Regions from separate parts of the Homo sapiens genome. Here region 1 is linked to region 2. Evidence: read pairs that join two places in POLR2A ChIA-PET (ENCODE). Cell type or tissue: HepG2. All regions are shown on one strand.

Region 1 (5,000 bases), 150 kb after region 2:
ACATCCCACCCCCGAAGTGGATACTAGAGGTGTTCGGAGTATGGGGAGCCCTTCCGCTCACACAGCCTGCCCTTCCCACAGTGCTCAGCGCTGTCCAAACTGAACGCCGAGGTGGCCTGTGTCGCCGTGCACGATGAGAGCGCCTTTGTGGTGGGCACAGAGAAGGGGAGAATGTTCCTGAATGCCCGGAAGGAGCTACAGTCAGACTTCCTCAGGTTCTGCCGTGAGTACCCCAGGGCTCCGGAGGGCCGGGCCCGCCATTTCCCGAGGGCAGGCGCTCTAGCCCATCTCTGGGTCCCCAACCCTGTCTAGCCAGGGTGGCGGTGTGTGGGGAGTGAACCTAACAAGCTAGGTTGTCTGAGATTCCCGATGTGGTGTTATTGAGGCAGCCCCTGAGTTGATAGAGACTGGCTGGGTGAACCCCAGGGTAGGCCAGAGCCAGCCACTTCCATCTGCCTTTTCCAGATGGGGACACCAAGGCCAAGGCTGCTGCTCAGTTCTTCCTCTTAACTATGTATTCCTGAACACAAGGACCAAATGCACTTATGCCAACACAATTTTTTTTTTCTTTAAATGAGACAGAGTCTTGCCCTGTCACCCAGGCTGGAGTGCAGTGGCACAATTTTGGCTCACTGCAACCTCTGCCTCCCAGGTTCAAGTGATTCTCCTGCCTCAGCTTCCCGAGCAGCTGGGATTACAGGCACCTACCACCACGCCCAACTAATTTTGTATTTTTAGTAGAGACGGGGTTTCACCTTGTTGGCCAGGCTGGTCTCGAACTCCTGACCTCAGGTGACCCGCCCACCTCAGCCTCCCAAAGTGCTGGGATTACAGATGTGAGCCGCCATGCCTGGCCATGTTCCAATAAGATTTATTGAATGCCTGCTGTACATAGCATCTTTTCTGATGCTAACTCACCTACCCTGACATCAACCTGAGGGGGCAGGCACTGTCATGGCTATAGTCAGGGTTAACATCTTAGGCCAGGTGCAGTGGCTCATGTCTGTAGTCCTAGCACTTCGGGAGGCTGAAATGGGAGGATCACTTGAGCCCAGGAGTTGGAGACCAGGCTGGGCAACATAGCAAGGCCTCTGTCTCTACAAAAAATTTAAAAATTAACCAGGCTTGATGGTGTACACCTGTAGTCCCAGCTGCTTGAGAGGCTGAGGCAGGAGGATCACTTGAGCCTGGGAGTTCAAGACTACAGTGAGCTACGATGGCACCCCTGCACTCCAGCCTGGGTGACAGTGAGTCCCCATCTCAAAAGAACCATGGTATAGCATGAGGTTAAGAGAACGGGCCGCCTGGGTCCACAACTGCTGTGCCTCAACCCACTCATCTGTGAAAGGGGAGGACGGGTGGGTCTGAGGGTTAAACGAATTGGTACCTTGCAAGCACTTAGGGCAGTGTCTGGCACTTGGTTCACACTCAATAGACACCAGCTGTTGTTACTATTATTAGTATTCACCTCACACCCCTAAGATCAGCTGTTTCAGGGAAGGGCATCCCCCAGCGCTGGGCCTAGCATTACTGGGGTGCAGCCGCATCCCCAGCCAGCCCCCCACCCCCCTCAGCCCTCAGAGCCTAGACCTTCTCCAGGGCCAGGATGGGGGACTGGGCCGGGTAGAATGGACAGCAGCAGGTCGTGTGGCACCCCAGCCGCCCAGAGCCTGAGGCGGTGCACCTGCCTTCTAGAGCCACGCAGAGCCGCTATTTATAGCACCAGGAACTCGGCTGGTTTATTTCAAGCTCCGCAGATCCCAGAGGAGAATAGGCTCCAAGCTGGGAGGGGGCCGCAGGCCCCTCCTCTCATCTCCTTTCCAATGCAGCTTCTAGAACATTCCCCAAGGATCCACCAACACTCTCCGGTCCCCACCCTGGCCCAGCCTGGCATGAACCTGCTGTTTGCAACCCACGGCCTCCTTGGAGCAGGGGTTGGGGGGTGCCTCCCAACCCTCTGCCGGAGGGTTTTCTCTCCCTCCGGCAGAGCAGAAAACGGTGGCATAGATTGGTCAAGACAGTGTTCGTGTCAGAGCACAGAAAGGCATGGATGGGGCCGGGCATGGTAGCTCACACCTGTAATCCCAGCACTTTGGTCAGGAGTTCGAGACCAGCCTGGCCAACATGGTGAGACCCCATCTCTACTAAAAATACAAAAATTAGCTGGGTAAGGTGGCAGGCGCCTATAATCCCAGCTACTCGGGAGGCTGAGGCAGGAGAATCACTTGAACCCTGGAGGTGGAGGTTGTAGTGAGCCAAGCTTGTGCCACTGCACTCCAGCCTGGGCAACAGAGCGAGACTCTGTCTCAAAAAAAAAAAAAAAAAAAAAAATAGAAAGACACAGATGGAACATTCATCGAACCTCAGTTCTGAGCTGGAATAGCTGGCCTCCCGTGAACATTCACAGACTGAGGCTCAGAGAGAGAAGGGACTAACCCAAGGTCACACAGCAAATTAGAGGTGACCAGAGGTGAGGCCCAGCCCTGGGAACTCTGAGATGACCAGCCCTGGCCCTCAGTGGGGTGGTTGGAATAGGGCTTGCTCACTCATTAATTCTTCATTCATTCATTCACTTGTGTATCACATTGTGTGCCAGTCTCCGCAGCTCAGCACAGGGCAGCGACATCCCAGCTCGAAGGCCGGGTGGTGAGACGGGTGCTCACTGTGGCCTCGCGTGCTCTGTGTCCCACAGGAGGGCCCCCGTGGAAGGATCCGGAGGCAGAGCACCCCAAGAAGGTGCAGCGGGGCGAGGGTGGAGGCCGTAGCCTCCCTCGGTCCTCCCTGGAACATGGCTCAGATGTGTACCTTCTGCGGAAGATGGTAGAGGAGGTGTTTGATGTTCTTTATAGTAAGATCCTTCCTCATTCCATTTGGGGGCCCCAGGGAGGGTGGGAGCCTCGGTCCCCACCCAGCAGAGGGGGCCCCCTCCTGTCCCACTATGGGCCCTGGGCAAAGCCGGACCCCAAGGCATGGGGCTACTGGCTACCCCAGCCCTTCCTCATCTCTGCATTCCCAGACACAGAAGTTCTGCTCCAGCCGTTTTCCAAACCTCCACCCCTACTGTCCCTGCCCTGGCTCAAGTCACTGCCACCTCTCGCCTAGAAATAGCCCCAGGCTTGCCACGGTCTCCCTGCTTCCAGACCAGCTCTCTACACCTGCCCTGCAACCAAGGGTATCTTCTCAAAGCACAAGTCTGATCATTAATGAAGCTCTTCTCTCCACAGCCTTCGGGGGCTCCCCATCACCCTGAGCATGGCACAGGGGCCCACACACCCATCCTCATCCCCTCCACACCTTCTTCTCCCACTAGGTGACAGGGCCCTACTGACCTCTCTACAGAACCACTTCCAGTTCTCCAGCACTCGCTGGTGCATTTCACATGCCCTGGACTTCGCGCTGTTACATCTTTTGAGACTGCCTTTCCCCTCCTGTGTCTGGCAGACACCTGCGTGGCACTGAGGCTCTGCTCCTGGAAGCCCCCTCACAGTGGGTTTAGGCCCCTCTCTTGGCACCCACAGTGCCCTGTCCCCTCTCCAGCCCAAGAGCTCTCCAGAGTCAGGGGCTGTGTCTGCCCTTTCTAGCTGTCTCCAGCCTACAGTTCAGAGCCCAGCAACAGCAGGTGCTTGGAGAATGTTTGTTGAATGACTAAGTGAAGGCTGATTGCTCAGCCATGTCTTTCCTGCAGGAAGAGGAGACCTGGCCTCCCTTGGGAAGCGTCAGGTTGCAGAGGGCCTCAGGGCCCCAGTGGTGGTCTTCACACGCCCTGGGAAACATCGGGCAGGTCCCTTTGGTGCTCAGGGTCCCACCTCATTCATTTCTGATTTGGCTTTATCCCTTCTCCTACTGTAGCCTTTGGTTTTATGGAGCAAAGGTCTGTGAGGAAACTTCTGCTGTTCTTATGTCAGAAGGAGGGGTACCCAGAGGCCCTGGGTGGTCACACTGGCCACCCTGGGATGGGGGACTTGCCACGCATGGTTGGCTGTGCCTCTGTCGACACTTTTGCCAGCTGCAGGGCCCCGCGCCCCTGCCCGCCTTGCCCTGGCCCCCCTTGTCCACTTTGGGCAGAATTCAAGGAGGCTATGAGAGGATGGGCCTCTTTCTGGCTCAGGGTGGGGGCTGTAGCATGGAGGTGACAACAGATATCCCAGTGCCCAGTCCTCAGTCCCCAGCCTGCCTCCCCTCCTCTGTGCCCCCGAGCCCCCATCTTTGTTCCTGCGTCTTCTCAGTCTGTCTCTTTCTCCTCTCTCCTGTCTTTGTTGTTGTTGTTGTTGTTGTTGTTGTTGTTGTTGTTTTGAGATGAAGTTTCACTCTGTTGCCCAGGCTGGAGTGCAATGGCATGATCTCGGCTCATTACAACCTCCCCCTCCTGGGTTCAAGCAATTCTCCTGCCTCAGCCTCCTGAGTAGCTGGGATTACAGGCACCTGCCACCACACCTGGATAATTTTTATATTTTTAGTAGAGACGGGGTTTCACCATGTTGGCCAGGCTGGTCTCAAACTCCTGACCTCAAGTGATCCACCTGCCTCGGTAATCCCAAAGTGCTGGGATTACAGGCGTGAGCCACCACGCCCAGCCTCTCCCATCTTTTTCTCAATCCCCTATTTTTGCTCCCTCTCCACTTCCTCTTCTTCTTACTTTCTCTCCCCCCTCTCGGTCTCTCTCCCTTCCTCCCTACACCTTTTTTTTTTTTTTTTTTTTTTTGAGATGGATTCTCGTTCTGTTACCCAGGCTGGAGTGCAGCGGCTCACTGCAACCCACCTCCCGGGTTCAAGCGATTCTCCTGCCTCAGCCTCCCAAGTAGCTGGGATTACAGGCATGCACCACCACACCCAGCTAATTTTTGTATTTTTAGTAGAGACGGGGTTTCATCATGTTGGCCAGGCTGGTCTCGAACTCCTGGCCTCAAGTGATCCTCCCTCCTCAGCCTCCCAAAATGCTGGGATGACAGGCGTGAGCCACCACGCCCAGCCCTTATAGCTTTTTCCTTGCAGCCTGGCTC
Region 2 (5,000 bases):
GCCCCGCTAATTTTGTATTTTTAGTAGAGACAGTTTCTCCATGTTGGTCAGGCTGGTCTCAAACTCCCGACCTCAGGTGATCCGCCCACCTTGGCCTCCCAAAGTGTTGGGATTACGGGCGTGAGCCACTGCAACTGGCCCAGCCTTGAGTTCCTATGTGTGGCTGTAAGGTGGGGTGGGCCTGTGTCTCTCCCCTGCGCTGTCTTGACAGGTGTGTGACAGAGTGTGTCTCCCTGAGGGTAGCCCTGATGCCTGGGCATTCCACATCCAGGGGCAGCCCTGGGAGTGGGGATTGGGTCTCTGACCCCCAGTTTTGAGGCCTGTGATGAGAACAAGATCAACAGCAAAGGAAGCCCACTTTCCTTCTCTCCTTTCCTTCCTCCCCACAGGTTGTTCCTTGTGGTAGTGTCTGTTCCCCGCAGTGATGAAAACAGTGTTGTCAGCTGGGCGCGGAGGCTCACGCCTGTAATCCCAGCACTTTGGGAGGCTGAGGTGGGCAGATCACTTGAGGCCAGGAGTTCGAGACCAGCCTGGCCAACATGTTAAAACCCTGTCTCTACTAAAACTACAAAAATTTTTTATTGAGGTTGCATGCCCAGTGATGTATGCCTGTAATCCCAGCTACTCAGGAAGCTGAGGCAGGAGAATTGCTTGAACCGTGGAGGCAGAGGCCTCAGTGAGCCGAGATCACACCAATGCACTCCAGCCTGGGCAACAGAGCGAGACTCTGTCTCAAAAAAAAAAAAAAAAGGGAGGGAGGAAGGAAGGAAGGAAGGAAAGAAAGAAGGAAAGAAAACAGTGTTGTCACTCACATCCCCGGGCCACCCTGCCCTTTATTTTATTTCCCACCACCCTGGGGAGGAAGGGTGTTGCCTTAAACACTGCCATTCTGGAGTTATTGGTGGTTCTTCCTAGAGTGCAGGTCAGCAGGTTGGGAGGTCTAGAGCTTTCCAGGACTGTGGGACATTTTGATGGCCTCGCCTCTGGATTCTGGGCCATTCTCATGGCCTTGCCTCTCTCTGCTGTTGCTCATTCGGTGAATCCCGTTGCTCTGGGCAAAGCCAGGTCAGCCACCTCTTTCCCTCCCCTGCAGGAAGGTGGAGGATCTGCAGTTCCGCGTGGAGGAGGAGTCCATCACCAAGGGAGACCTGGAGGTAACAGTCAGAGGCCCCTTCCCTGGGCACACTTAGCACCGGTGCCTGGCCCTTGCTAGGGCAGATGGTTGTGAGGTCCAGCAGCACCTCTAGGCCCCCCCGGGGAAGGGGCTGGGGGGGAAAATGGGGAAGGATCAAAGGTCTGATGTCTGAGGTGTTAGTGGCTCAGCCCCAGGAGCCCCCCAGGGAAGCTGTGCTCCCCGTGTCAGCAGCTGGATGGGGTGGGCAGGACGAACCCAGGGCAGGGCAGATGGGGGGCTGGGCCCCAGGATAGAGTGGCTGAGGTCCCCTGTCCCTTCTTCTTAGGCAATAGCCCTAAAGGTGCCCCTTCGTTCATCTTGGATTCCAGGTAAAATTTTGGCTGAAAGTAGCTTGCTGAGTCACAGAATTTATAGGTAGGAAAACTGAGGCTCAGAGACCAAGGGAGCTGGGTATGGTGGCTCACACCTATAATCCCAGCACTTCAGGAAGCCAAGGCAGAGGATCACTTGAGCCCAGAAGTTCAAGACCAGCCTGGGCAACGTAGCAAGATCCCATCTCTACAAAAAATTTAAAAAGTTAGCCAAGCATGGTCATGTGCACCTGTGGTCCCAGCTACTCAGGGAGGCTGAGGCTAGAGGATCGCTTGAATCTGGGAGATGGAGGCTGCAGTGAGCTATGATTGCGCCTGTTTTTTGTTGTGTGTGTGTGTGTGTGTGTGTGTGTGTGTGTGTGTGTGTGTGTGTGTGTGTGTGTGACTGTCTCAAAAAAAAGAATGGATGTTGGGGCACAACCCAGCGTCAGAGCCTCAGCCCAGCTCAGCATGTTCTAATTAAGTTTCCCTCTTGGCCAAGGGGCAGGCCATGTGGTTGCTCCTGGCTGACTTTTCCATTGGCAGTTGCTCTCCTGCAGGGGTTGGATGGACTTCTGGGAAAAGCACCTGTATTTGCCAGGAACAGAGACCCCCCTGTGCCAGCTGCAGTCACCATGGGGGCTTACTGAAGGGCTGTAGGAAAGGTCACAGCCTCCAAGGGCAGGCATTTCAGGGGACTGGAGCCAGAAACAGCATCGGGAGCTAAGCCCATCCATGTGCCCCTTACTCAGGGTCTCCTTCCGATCTGTGTCTGAGGTCAGGCTCCTCCTGTCTGTTTCCCACTGTGTTTCTCGGCTCTGCTCTTCTCCCAGCCCCGCCCACTACCTACCAGCTGTCATTGAGAGAGGCTCTGATTGGTCCCAGGGATAGCCAATGGGCTGGCTGGCTCTGGATAGGGGTCCACCCCGGATCCAGCCGGCCCTGGCTGGGAGAGGCAGGGGGCGGGACAGACAGTGACAGCTAAGTCAGTCCAAAGGGCTGCAGAATTCCCCATGCAACGTTTTATTGTAGCAAACTGAATTGTGATCATATTCATGGCAACCAGAAGGCAAAATGACCAAAGTCCCACTCATCCCCTCATCCCCACCCTTTTTTTTCTTTTTTGGAGACAGGATCTCACTCTGTTGCCCAGGCTGGAGTACAGTGGCACCATCTGGGCTCACTGAAGCCTCCACTTCCTGGGCTCAAGTGATGCTTTGCCTCAGCCTCCCAAGTAGCTAGGACTACAGGCGTGTGCCACCACACCCAGCTAATTTTTGTATTTTTTTTTGTAGAGGCTGGGTCTCACTATGTTGCCCAGGCAGGGTCTCGCTATGTTGCCCAAGTGGGTCTCAAACTCCTAGGTTCAAGCAATCCTGCCTCAGCCTCCCAAAGGGCTGGGATTACATGCATGAGCCATCACATCTGGCCCCCACCCATCTTAAAAGTCAGAAATAAAAGCCAGAGCCCCTCCTTGACCTCCTGGCCCCCTCCGCTTTATCACCCCACCTCTCTGCCTGTCTTTATTGCAAAACCCCCAGAAGGTTATCAGGCTCATGGTCTTCCCTCCTGTCCACACTGCCCCAACTACACAATGAGATGCCCCCATTCCAACTCCCCAGCCTCCTCTGCTGGCGTCTCCTCCTTCCTAATCTCTGAACATTGTCCCATCCAAGGGCTCAGTCCCAGGTCCGTTCACCCCTTGTCCACACTCACCCTGAGAGCTTCCAGTCTGTGGCCTCCATGCCCTGGAATGAGCCCCTGTAAGATCCACAGTCTTCCCCAAGCTCCCTGTACCATGCCCATTTGACATCTCCACCCAATTGAGGAAGAAGCAAGCACCTGTATCAATTTCCTGGGGCTGCAATAATGCACAGCCACAAATGTGTGGCTTAAAACAGCACAAACATATGCTTTCGCAGTTCTGGAAGCCAGAAGTCTAAAATAAAGGCTGGGCGTGGTGGCTCACGCCTGTAATCCCAACACTTTGGGAGGCCAAAGCGGCGGATCACTTGAGGTCAGGAGTTTGAGACCAGCCTGGCCAACGTGGTGAAACACCGTCTCTACTGAAAATACAAAATTAGCTGGGCATGGTGACGGGCGCCTCTAATCCCAGCTACTCCGGAGGCTGAGGCAGGAGAATCACTTGAAATTGGGAGGCGGCAGTTACAGTGAGCCGCGATTGCGCCACTGCGCTTCAGCCTGGGCAGCAGAGTGAGACTCCTTCTCAAAAAAAAAAAAAAAAAAAAAAAAGGCCTGAAATCAAGGTGTTGGAGAATCTATTCCAATCTAGCTTCCAGGAGGATTGCCGGCAGCCCCTGATGCTCCTTGGCCTGTATAACTGCATCAGGCCAGTCCCTGCCTCCTGTCACTTTGCTGCCTTGCCTGTGTGGCACTTTACTTGAACATCTTATGAAGACAGCAGTCACTGGATTTAGGGCCCACTCTAATCCAGTCCTAATCCAGTATGACCTCATTTTAACTAACTACATGTGCAAGACCCTATTCCAAAGAAGGTCACATTTGTTCTTTATTTTGTTTAAAAAAAATTTTTTTTTTTTTGAGATGGAGTCTCGCTCTGTCACCCAGGCTGGAGTGCAGTGGCGCAATCTCTGCTCACTGCAAGCTCCCCTTCCCGGGTTCATGCCATTCTCCTGCCTCAGCCTCCCAAGTTGCTGGGACTACAGGCATCCACCACCATGCCCGGCTAATTTTTTGTATTTTTAGTAGAGACGAGGTTTCACCGTGTTAGCCAGGATGGTCTCAATCTCCTGACCTCATGATTCGCCCGCCTCAGACTCCCAGACTGCTGGGATAACAGGCGTGAGCCACCATGCCTGGCCTATTTTGTTTAATTTTTATACAGATGGGTTCTCACTATATTGCCCAGGCTGGTCTCAAACTTCTGAGCTCAAGCGATCCTCCCACCCTAGCCTCTCAAAGTTCTGGGATTATAGGTGGGAGCCACCATGCCTGGCTAAGGTCACATTCTGAGGTTCTGAGTGGGCATGAAATTTAAGAAGTCACTATTCAACCCAGGACCACAGCCCAAATTGAACATGTCCTAACCACATCTATCCAGGCCTCCCCTAACACCACCCCCCTTACGGTTCCCATCTCAGATATTGGCCCCCAAATCCACACAGTTGGCTGGGCATGGTGGCTCACACCTGTAATCCCAGTGCTTTGGGAGCCTGAGACAGGAAGGTTGCTTGAGCCCAGGAGTTTGAGACCAGCCTGGGCAACATAGCAAGACCGTGTTTCTACAAAAATATTTTTTAAAAATGCGGGCATGGTGGCACATGCTTGTAATCCAAGCACTTTGGGAAGCCAAGGCGGGAGGATTGATTAAGCCCAGAAGTTCGAGACCAGCTTGGGCAACATAGGGAGACCTTGTCTCTACCCAAAATGGAAAAATTATCCAGGTATGGTAATGCATGCCTATGGTCCCAGCTACGCGGGAGGTTGAGGTGGGAGGATCGCTTGAGTCCGGGCAGTTGAGGCTGCAGTGAGCT

The links. ChIA-PET counts read pairs that join two places held together with the same protein. Peaks named below come from ENCODE experiments on the same cell type or tissue, not always from the same donor. Only the 100,000 strongest peaks of a DNase experiment are listed, where the experiment ranks them.
Region 1: POLR2A ChIA-PET joins it to region 2 with 5 read pairs; 2 of 35 experiments call an interaction of 5 or more read pairs at or near these places.

Annotation. Positions count from the first base shown.
Region 1 is chr7:74,512,749-74,517,748 of GRCh38, forward strand. It overlaps GTF2IRD1 (GTF2I repeat domain containing 1), which reads left to right. Exons shown (of 27, transcript NM_005685.4): 3 at 82-223; 4 at 2,693-2,848. Among named protein-coding and RNA genes, the nearest start is that of WBSCR23, 17 kb to the right of the region's middle. In HepG2, no CTCF peak of the experiment used is centred here; no DNase peak of the experiment used is centred here.
Region 2 is chr7:74,363,162-74,368,161 of GRCh38, forward strand. It overlaps CLIP2 (CAP-Gly domain containing linker protein 2), which reads left to right. Exons shown (of 17, transcript NM_003388.5): 8 at 1,094-1,154. Among named protein-coding and RNA genes, the nearest start is that of CLIP2, 76 kb to the left of the region's middle. RefSeq lists enhancers at 802-1,673, 1,674-2,543. In HepG2, a CTCF peak has its summit at 1,075; a DNase peak (open chromatin) is centred at 2,380.